2 separate regions of the Homo sapiens genome follow, and region 1 is linked to region 2. Evidence: chromatin loops called from intact Hi-C (ENCODE). Cell type or tissue: K562. All regions are shown on one strand. Links, peaks and the distances in the headings refer to the core of each region. The heading gives the core; the rest is flanking DNA.

What was found. Peaks named below come from ENCODE experiments on the same cell type or tissue, not always from the same donor. Only the 100,000 strongest peaks of a DNase experiment are listed, where the experiment ranks them.
Region 1: a loop joins it to region 2, with 5 times the contacts of the local background. A loop is called at or near these places in 1 of 110 quality-filtered maps.

Annotation. Positions count from the first base shown.
Region 1 is chr11:5,121,436-5,126,819 of GRCh38, reverse strand. It overlaps the pseudogene OR52A4P. Among named protein-coding and RNA genes, the nearest start is that of OR52A5, 14 kb to the left of the region's middle. In K562, for the core only: a CTCF peak has its summit at 2,574 (motif pointing left); a DNase peak (open chromatin) is centred at 2,549.
Region 2 is chr11:5,241,396-5,246,779 of GRCh38, reverse strand. It overlaps BGLT3 (beta globin locus transcript 3), which reads left to right and starts at 1,234. Exons shown (of 1, transcript NR_121648.1): 1 at 1,234-2,226. It also overlaps the pseudogene HBBP1. RefSeq lists silencers at 117-486, 1-486 and an enhancer at 1-1,253. In K562, for the core only: no CTCF peak of the experiment used is centred there; DNase peaks (open chromatin) are centred at 3,069 and 3,629; H3K4me3 peaks cover 2,270 bases.

The sequences.
Region 1 (5,384 bases), core at 254-5,253, 120 kb after region 2:
TGCTTGATGGCCCCATGAATATCTTCTTTTGAGAAATATCTGTTCATGTTCTTTGCCTACTTTTTAATGGGGTTGGTAGACCTTTCTTGGATGCATATTTTGCAAATATTTTCTTCTATTCTGTAGCTTGTCTACTTACTCTGTTAATAGTTTTTCTTGCTGTGCAGAAACTTTTTAGTATAGTTATGTCTATTTTTGTTTTTGCTGCAATTGCTTTTGGATCCTTCATCATAAAATCTTTGCCAAGGCCTAGGTCCAGAATAGTATTTCCTAGATTTTCTTCTTGAGTTTTTATAGTTTGAGGTCTTACATTTAAGACTTTAATTAATCTTGAATTGATATTTAAAGGATGTCCTATTCAGTAAATGGTGCTGGGATAACTGGCTAGCCATATGCAATCTTCTGCATCTGTTACAGAAGATTGTATTGGCTAGCCAGTTATCCCAGCACCATTTACTGAATAGGACATCCTTTACCAATTACTCATATTGTCAACTTTGTTAAAGATAAGATGGTTGTAGGCATGCAGCTTAATTTCTGAATTCTCTAACCTGTTCCATTGGTTTATGTGTCTAATTGTGTACCAGTACCATGCTGTTTTAGTTTCTGTAGACTTGGAGTATAGTTTGAAGTCATCTGGTGTGACTCCATGACTTTGTTCTTTTGCTTGCTATTTGTTTGGCTATTCAGTCTCTTTTTGGGTTCCATATAAATTTTAGATTTTTTTTTCTAATTATGTGAAAAATGGCATTGGTAATTTGATAGGAATAACATTGAATCTGTAAATTGCTTTGGGAAATATGGCCATTTCACAACACTGATTCTATCCATGAACATGAAATGTTTTATTATTTGTTTGTGTCATCTCTGATGTCTTTGAGCAGTGTTTTTTAATTCTCATTGTAGAGACCTTTCACCTCCCTTGTTAGCTGTATTATTAGGTATTTTATTCTGTTTGTGGCTATTGTGAATGGAATTGCATTCTTTATTTGGCCCTCATCTTGGATGTTGTTGATGTGTAGAAATTTTACTCATTTTTGTACACTAATTTTGTATTCTGAAATTTTATTTCAGTTGTTTAGCAGTTCTAACAGCCTCTGAGCAGAGACTATGGGGTTTTCTAGGTATAGAATCATATTGCGGGTGAAGAGAGATAGTTTGACTTCCCCTCTTCTTATTTGGATCCCTTTTGTTTCTTGTTTCTTTTTATTGTCGATTGTTCTGGCTGGGACTTCCAGTACTTTGTTGAATAGGAGTGGTGAGAGTGGGCATCCTTGTCTTGTTCCAGTTCTCAAGGGGAATGCTTCCATTTTTTGCCCGTTTAGTGTGACATTGGGTGTAGGTTTGTAATAGGCAGCTTTTATTATTTTGAGGTATGTGCCTTTAATGCCTAGTTTGTTGAGGACTTTTAACATGAAGGGATGTTGAATTTTACGAAAAGCTTTTCTGTACCTATTGAGATAATCATGTGGTTTTGTTTATAGGTCTGTCTATGTGATGAATTACATTTATTGTTATATGTATGTTGAACCAATCTTGCATCCCAGGAATAAAACCTACTTGATCTTGGTGGATTAGCTTTTTGATGTGCTGCTGGATTTTGCTTGTAGTATTTTGTTGAGGATTTTTGACTCTATGTTCATCAGAGATATTGGCCTAAAGATTTCTTTTTTCCTTGTGTCTCTCCCAGGTTTTGGTATCAGAACAAATCTGGCCTCACAGAATGAGTTAGGGATTAGTCCCTCCTCCTCAACTTTTTGGAATCATTTTAGTAGGATGAGTACTAGCTCTTTTTTTATACTTCTTTGTAGAATTTGGCTGTTTATCTGGTCCAGGGCTTTTACTGGTCGGTAGGTTTTTTTATTAGTGATTCAATTTTGGAACTTGTTATTGGTCTGCTTAAAATTTCAATTTCTTCCTGGCTCAATATTGAGAGGTTGTATGTTTCCAGGAATTAGTCCATTTCGTTTAGGTTCTCTAGTTTGTGTTGTTCTGCATTAATTAATTTTAAATAAGGAAAAACTAAAAGCCAAAACATATATGCATTTTAAATTAAACTCTGTATTAAAGATATTTAAGAGTAGGGAACTTCTTGGGATCAAGAGATTGTTAAAAAAAAAAGCTTGTGATTTACTTTTCTAGGAAGGACTGCTCTAATTTTCTGTCTCTTAAAATAGGACAAAAATCATCTGTGCATAATTGATTTTCCTCCCTTTCTCTTAGCAAGTCTTACTTCTTACAGGCATTACTGTACTCTCAACCCTGTTCTGCCTACCACTTCCAAACACACTTCTTTCTTGGATCACTGAAATGCCTTCTGGAAATCCTTTGATGGTCAAGAGTAAATACAAGGTACAATATTTGTTTTGTTTTCGATTCCCTTTCCTTACCAAGCATACAGTAACGCTGTCCAATTTGTTCAGAGATGAAATGGAGTCTCAATTGATGCATTGCCTTATTTTAGTGTCCTTTTTCTTTGTCAAATAAGTGAGAACGAGATAAACCCTATCTCTGGGGCTCTGAGAGACAGGGATGTGTTTTACTAACAGAAGATGCTTCAACACTGCCATCTCCTGGCCATACTAGATATGCCAGGCCCCCAGGGAATTGAGCAAGCCGCTAACCCTTAGAAATGGCTGGCTTTAAACTTCCATCTTTGCCCTAGGGAAAAAATATCTCTCAGGATTTGAGAAAGGCTAATAAAACTTTGGTAATCAGGGAAAATTATGTTACAAACCACAAATATTACATAGCTGGGACCAGCAGAGAGCAACCTTCCTCTGTGCCAGTCACTTGTCACTGTTGCTCCTGGATATTGAGTAAGTTATAGTTAGGAATGTGTACAGCTCAAGTGGAGGTGAAACAGTACATCCTGAAGTACAAGTACAAGTGCAGCTAATGAATGTAGACTCCAGAAAAAATCCAAATCATAAACATGAAGAGTATATTTTTGTTAGGGTCTCACTTTGAAATTCTATGAACTACAATTAAAGAACAATAATGATAAGTTGAAGAATCTACTTTGGAAGATTGAGATGTTAAGGGCAGTTAGGAGCCTGCTATTGGAGAAGTAATTTAGACCTGCAGATGTTTTACTTGAAAGAGAGAAGGATCATGAGTGTGTAGGGAAGTTGAAACTATCCCTCTGAAGGTTGAAGTCTACGTCTGTTAAAATGAATCGACAAAAGACAAATTAACAGGAAAAAGACATAGAATTTTATTAACATGCATAAGCATGGAGAACTCCAAGGAGAATGATTACCTGATAACTCAATTAAGCACAGATGCTTATATATCCTTCTTTATAGGGGAGGGGAGAGATTGAATGGGACCTGAGAAGAGACAATAGTTTGAGATGAAGTTCATCTGGGCTCCAGGTGTGGTGTTTAATTTTCAGTGTCTTCCTCTGTAATATGAGTTTTAATCTTCTCTGGTTAATGGAATTTCAGGGAAGGGATTGAAGGCAATTGTGTTCCTCTTTAGGGGTCTAGCGTCTAGGTAGATAAGGGAACTTCAGAGAATAACCTCATCCCATGCTTTGGGAAAGACAAAGAAGTGAAAGACAGGAAGGGCTGGGGGATGTCAGAGAAACCTTGCGGTTGCTTCTTTAGTTCAGAATGTTAAAGTGCTATATTTAGGGATATTGGTTTTCTGGGCTCTAACAATGTAATGATCTCCAAAACATTCCAGAGTTTAAATCTGTGGTTATCATGGTGACTAGGGGCCAGGGAAGAACACAGAATAATATTTGGATGTGATGACTTGAGTTATGGAGAAATATTAGAAATGCTTAGCACACCACTTATAAAATTTATGGATCACCTTGATTTAGACCTAGACAACTAATCACTTGCATAACCTCTCTGCTCTCACTTAAAAAAAAATCATTGATGCATAATATCATGTTACCAGCCCTGCAACTGAACCATAGTTATTTGCCAGTGTATCGTTACTGGAAATTGTTAAGTGTCCCAGCCACAGCCATTATATTGCAATCAGAATTTTGTTTTGGATGTTTCTCTATTTCTGCTGCTTCCCAAGGCACTTCCACCTCAACATGTTTGTCAATTATTTCCCATTGAATTTCTTGGAGAATTTTCAAATAGTCTCATCCCATCATATTTTTCGTATGTCAACTTTTCCAGAAGATAAAAAAAAAAAATAGAGCTTTCGACTTTCCTTCAGCAGTAAGTAGCCTGATTTCTTTTTTTTTTATTATTATTATACTTTAAGTTTTAGGGTACATGTACACAACGTGCAGGTTAGTTACATATGTATACATGTGCCATGTTGGTGAGCTGCACCCATTAACTTGTCATTTAACATTAGGTATATCTCCTAATGGTATCCCTCCCCCCGGCCCCCACCCCACAACAGGCCCAATGAGAACACATGGACACAGGAAGGGGAACATCACACACCAGGGCCTGATTTCTATGTAAGGGTTATATCTGTTCACACTGCCTCCATATGGAGATTCAGGCTTCCAAACTCGTTAACTAAACCTCACCTCTAACTAATTCAACATCTTCTTCATGGTTCCCCTGACGATACAACCTGAGGTTCCTCTTCTCCTAAACCAGGTACTCTAAAATTTCCTTAATTTTAAATTTATATATAAATAGTTTAAATATGTCTTTACCCTCCAATGTGTGGAAAAAGTCCTGGTGTGAGAGGTTTAGGGTGCTTATATGAACTACAGAGTTTTTGTATACGGTTGTCTCCTGTATCAGAATTGCTATGGTAATACACCAAAATTATGTGACTGTCATTGTCTACTGAATGGAGTCTGAGTCTTGCAGCAGTGTCATATTTGAACACTTGGGGCTAAAGCTAGAATAAATGTTTTTATTTCTCTGTCTAAAATATAATTCCAAATATAAATATTTGTATTCCTGCTTTCCATGAACAGGTTAGAAGAGGAAAGAGAAAATGGAGTTGGGGAACAAGGAAAGCACCACTAAGCAGGTTGATCATATTGGCCTCTTCTCAGAAATGATGTCCAAAAGTCTTCACTGAGTGTGGCCGGATGATTTTGCTAAAGTGTAAACTGGTGAACCTTTCTATGGGTCTTTATATTGGCATTTTTTCATTCATTAAAAAAAAGATAAGTAAGTTGATGGAGTTGGTTCTCCTAATTCTGCTATTCAATAACTTTGTGATTGGATAAGCATAAAATATATAAAAGTACAGAGAATCACAGCTTGGCAAACTTTCTCCCCTTTCTAAGAAGACCCCTGAATGGCCCTGCCTATTACAAATGGTACCTTGTTCATGCCTTTTGTGCTGACATTTATTGGGATCCCCGGTTTTGAATCTGTACAATGCTGGATTGGGATTCCATTCTGTGCTACGTATGTCATTGCTCTGATTGGAAATTCTCT
Region 2 (5,384 bases), core at 284-5,283:
TACCGTTTCAGAATATGCACTTTCTTTCTTTTTTGTTTTTTGTTTTTTTTAAGTCAAAGCAAATTTCTTGAGAGAGTAAAGAAATAAACGAATGACTACTGCATAGGCAGAGCAGCCCCGAGGGCCGCTGGTTGTTCCTTTTATGGTTATTTCTTGATGATATGTTAAACAAGTTTTGGATTATTTATGCCTTCTCTTTTTAGGCCATATAGGGTAACTTTCTGACATTGCCATGGCATTTTTCTTTTAATTTAATTTACTGTTACCTTAAATTCAGGGGTACACGTACAGGATATGCAGGTTTGTTTTATAGGTAAAAGTGTGCCATGGTTTTAATGGGTTTTTTTTTTCTTGTAAAGTTGTTTAAGTTTCTTGTTTACTCTGGATATTAGGCCTTTGTCAGAAGAATAGATTGGAAAATCTTTTTCCCATTCTGTAGATTGTCTTTCGCTCTGATGGTAGTTTCTTTTGCTGAGCAGGAGCTCTTTAGTTTAATTAGATTCCATTGGTCAATTTTTGCTTTTGCTGCAATTGCTTTTCACGCTTTCATCATGAAATCTGTGCCCGTGTTTATATCATGAATAGTATTGCCTTGATTTTTTTCTAGGCTTTTTATAGTTTGGGGTTTTTCATTTAAGTCTCTAATCCATCTGGAGTTAATTTTGGATAAGGTATAAGGAAGGAGTCCAGTTTCATTTTTCAGCATATGGCTAGCCAGTTCTCCCCCATCATTTATTAAATTGAAAATCCTTTCCCCATTGCTTGCTTTTGTCAGGTTTCTAAAAGACCAGATGGTTGTAGGTACAATATGCAGTTTCTTCAAGTCATATAATACCATCTGAAATCTCTTATTAATTCATTTCTTTTAGTATGTATGCTGGTCTCCTCTGCTCACTATAGTGAGGGCACCATTAGCCAGAGAATCTGTCTGTCTAGTTCATGTAAGATTCTCAGAATTAAGAAAAATGGATGGCATATGAATGAAACTTCATGGATGACATATGGAATCTAATATGTATTTGTTGAATTAATGCATAAGATGCAACAGAGAGAAGTTGACAACTGCAATGATAACCTGGTATTGATGATATAAGAGTCTATAGATCACAGTAGAAGCAATAATCATGGAAAACAATTGGAAATGGGGAACAGCCACAAACAAGAAAGAATCAATACTTCCAGGAAAGTGACTGCAGGTCACTTTTCCTGGAGCGGGTGAGAGAAAAGTGGAAGTTAGCAGTAACTGCTGAATTCCTGGTTGGCTGATGGAAAGATGGGGCAGCTGTTCACTGGTACGCAGGGTTTTAGATGTATGTACCTAAGGATATGAGGTATGGCAATGAACAGAAATTCTTTTGGGAATGAGTTTTAGGGCCATTAAAGGACATGACCTGAAGTTTCCTCTGAGGCCAGTCCCCACAACTCAATATAAATGTGTTTCCTGCATATAGTCAAAGTTGCCACTTCTTTTTCTTCATATCATCGATCTCTGCTCTTAAAGATAATCTTGGTTTTGCCTCAAACTGTTTGTCACTACAAACTTTCCCCATGTTCCTAAGTAAAACAGGTAACTGCCTCTCAACTATATCAAGTAGACTAAAATATTGTGTCTCTAATATCAGAAATTCAGCTTTAATATATTGGGTTTAACTCTTTGAAATTTAGAGTCTCCTTGAAATACACATGGGGGTGATTTCCTAAACTTTATTTCTTGTAAGGATTTATCTCAGGGGTAACACACAAACCAGCATCCTGAACCTCTAAGTATGAGGACAGTAAGCCTTAAGAATATAAAATAAACTGTTCTTCTCTCTGCCGGTGGAAGTGTGCCCTGTCTATTCCTGAAATTGCTTGTTTGAGACGCATGAGACGTGCAGCACATGAGACACGTGCAGCAGCCTGTGGAATATTGTCAGTGAAGAATGTCTTTGCCTGATTAGATATAAAGACAAGTTAAACACAGCATTAGACTATAGATCAAGCCTGTGCCAGACACAAATGACCTAATGCCCAGCACGGGCCACGGAATCTCCTATCCTCTTGCTTGAACAGAGCAGCACACTTCTCCCCCAACACTATTAGATGTTCTGGCATAATTTTGTAGATATGTAGGATTTGACATGGACTATTGTTCAATGATTCAGAGGAAATCTCCTTTGTTCAGATAAGTACACTGACTACTAAATGGATTAAAAAACACAGTAATAAAACCCAGTTTTCCCCTTACTTCCCTAGTTTGTTTCTTATTCTGCTTTCTTCCAAGTTGATGCTGGATAGAGGTGTTTATTTCTATTCTAAAAAGTGATGAAATTGGCCGGGCGCGGTGGCTCACACCTGTAATCCCAGCACTTTGGGAGGCTGAGGTGGGCGGATCACGAGGTCAGGAGATCAAGACCATCCTGGCTAACATGGTGAAACCCCATCTCTACTAAAAATACAAAAAATTAGCCAGAGACAGTGGCGGGTGCCTGTAGTCCCAGCTACTCGGGAGGCTGAGGCAGGAGAATGGCGTGAACCTGGGAGGCAGAGCTTGCGGTGAGCAGAGATCGCGCCACTGCACACTCCAGCCTGGGTGACAAAGCGAGACTCCATCTCAAAAAAAAAAAAAAAAAAAAGAAAAAGAAAGAAAGAAAGAAAAAAAAACTGATGAAATTGTGTATTCAATGTAGTCTCAAGAGAATTGAAAACCAAGAAAGGCTGTGGCTTCTTCCACATAAAGCCTGGATGAATAACAGGATAACACGTTGTTACATTGTCACAACTCCTGATCCAGGAATTGATGGCTAAGATATTCGTAATTCTTATCCTTTTCAGTTGTAACTTATTCCTATTTGTCAGCATTCAGGTTATTAGCGGCTGCTGGCGAAGTCCTTGAGAAATAAACTGCACACTGGATGGTGGGGGTAGTGTAGGAAAATGGAGGGGAAGGAAGTAAAGTTTCAAATTAAGCCTGAACAGCAAAGTTCCCCTGAGAAGGCCACCTGGATTCTATCAGAAACTCGAATGTCCATCTTGCAAAACTTCCTTGCCCAAACCCCACCCCTGGAGTCACAACCCACCCTTGACCAATAGATTCATTTTACTGAGGGAGGCAAAGGGCTGGTCAATAGATTCATTTCACTGGGAGAGGCAAAGGGCTGGGGGCCAGAGAGGAGAAGTAAAAAGCCACACATGAAGCAGCAATGCAGGCATGCTTCTGGCTCATCTGTGATCACCAGGAAACTCCCAGATCTGACACTGTAGTGCATTTCACTGCTGACAAGAAGGCTGCTGCCACCAGCCTGTGAAGCAAGGTTAAGGTGAGAAGGCTGGAGGTGAGATTCTGGGCAGGTAGGTACTGGAAGCCGGGACAAGGTGCAGAAAGGCAGAAAGTGTTTCTGAAAGAGGGATTAGCCCGTTGTCTTACATAGTCTGACTTTGCACCTGCTCTGTGATTATGACTATCCCACAGTCTCCTGGTTGTCTACCCATGGACCTAGAGGTACTTTGAAAGTTTTGGATATCTGGGCTCTGACTGTGCAATAATGGGCAACCCCAAAGTCAAGGCACATGGCAAGAAGGTGCTGATCTCCTTCGGAAAAGCTGTTATGCTCACGGATGACCTCAAAGGCACCTTTGCTACACTGAGTGACCTGCACTGTAACAAGCTGCACGTGGACCCTGAGAACTTCCTGGTGAGTAGTAAGTACACTCACGCTTTCTTCTTTACCCTTAGATATTTGCACTATGGGTACTTTTGAAAGCAGAGGTGGCTTTCTCTTGTGTTATGAGTCAGCTATGGGATATGATATTTCAGCAGTGGGATTTTGAGAGTTATGTTGCTGTAAATAACATAACTAAAATTTGGTAGAGCAAGGACTATGAATAATGGAAGGCCACTTACCATTTGATAGCTCTGAAAAACACATCTTATAAAAAATTCTGGCCAAAATCAAACTGAGTGTTTTTGGATGAGGGAACAGAAGTTGAGATAGAGAAAATAACATCTTTCCTTTGGTCAGCGAAATTTTCTATAAAAATTAATAGTCACTTTTCTGCATAGTCCTGGAGGTTAGAAAAAGATCAACTGAACAAAGTAGTGGGAAGCTGTTAAAAAGAGGATTGTTTCCCTCCGAATGATGATGGTATACTTTTGTACGCATGGTACAGGATTCTTTGTTATGAGTGTTTGGGAAAATTGTATGTATGTATGTATGTATGTATGTGATGACTGGGGACTTATCCTATCCATTACTGTTCCTTGAAGTACTATTATCCTACTTTTTAAAAGGACGAAGTCTCTAAAAAAAAAATGAAACAATCACAATATGTTGGGGTAGTGAGTTGGCATAGCAAGTAAGAGAAGGATAGGACACAATGGGAGGTGCAGGGCTGCCAGTCATATTGAAGCTGATATCTAGCCCATAATGGTGAGAGTTGCTCAAACTCTGGTGAAAAAGGATGTAAGTGTTATATCTATTTACTGCAAGTCCAGCTTGAGGCCTTCTATTCACTATGTACCATTTTCTTTTTTATCTTCACTCCCTCCCCAGCTCTTAGGCAACGTGATATTGATTGTTTTGGCAACCCACTTCAGCGAGGATTTTACCCTACAGATACAGGCTTCTTGGCAGTAACTAACAAATGCTGTGGTTAATGCTGTAGCCCACAAGACCACTGAGTTCCCTGTCCACTATGTTTGTACCTATGGTCCACTATGTTTGTACCTATGTCCCAAAATCTCATCTCCTTTAGATGGGGGAGGTTGGGGAGAAGAGCAGTATCCTGCCTGCTGATTCAGTTCCTGCATGATAAAAATAGAATAAAGAAATATGCTCTCTAAGAAATATCATTGTACTCTTTTTCTGTCTTTATATTTTACCCTGATTCAGCCAAAAGGACGCACTATTTCTGATGGAAATGAGAATGTTGGAGAATGGGAGTTTAAGGACAGAGAAGATACTTTCTTGCAATCCTGCAAGAAAAGAGAGAACTCGTGGGTGGATTTAGTGGGGTAGTTACTCCTAGGAAGGGGAAATCGTCTCTAGAATAAGACAATGTTTTTACAGAAAGGGAGGTCAATGGAGGTACTCTTTGGAGGTGTAAGAGGATTGTTGGTAGTGTGTAGAGGTATGTTAGGACTCAAATTAGAAGTTCTGTATAGGCTATTATTTGTATGAAACTCAGGATATAGCTCATTTGGTGACTGCAGTTCACTTCTACTTATTTTAAACAACATATTTTTTATTATTTATAATGAAGTGGGGATGGGGCTTCCTAGAGACCAATCAAGGGCCAAACCTTGAACTTTCTCTTAACGTCTTCAATGGTATTAATAGAGAATTATCTCTAAGGCATGTGAACTGGCTGTCTTGGTTTTCATCTGTACTTCATCTGCTACCTCT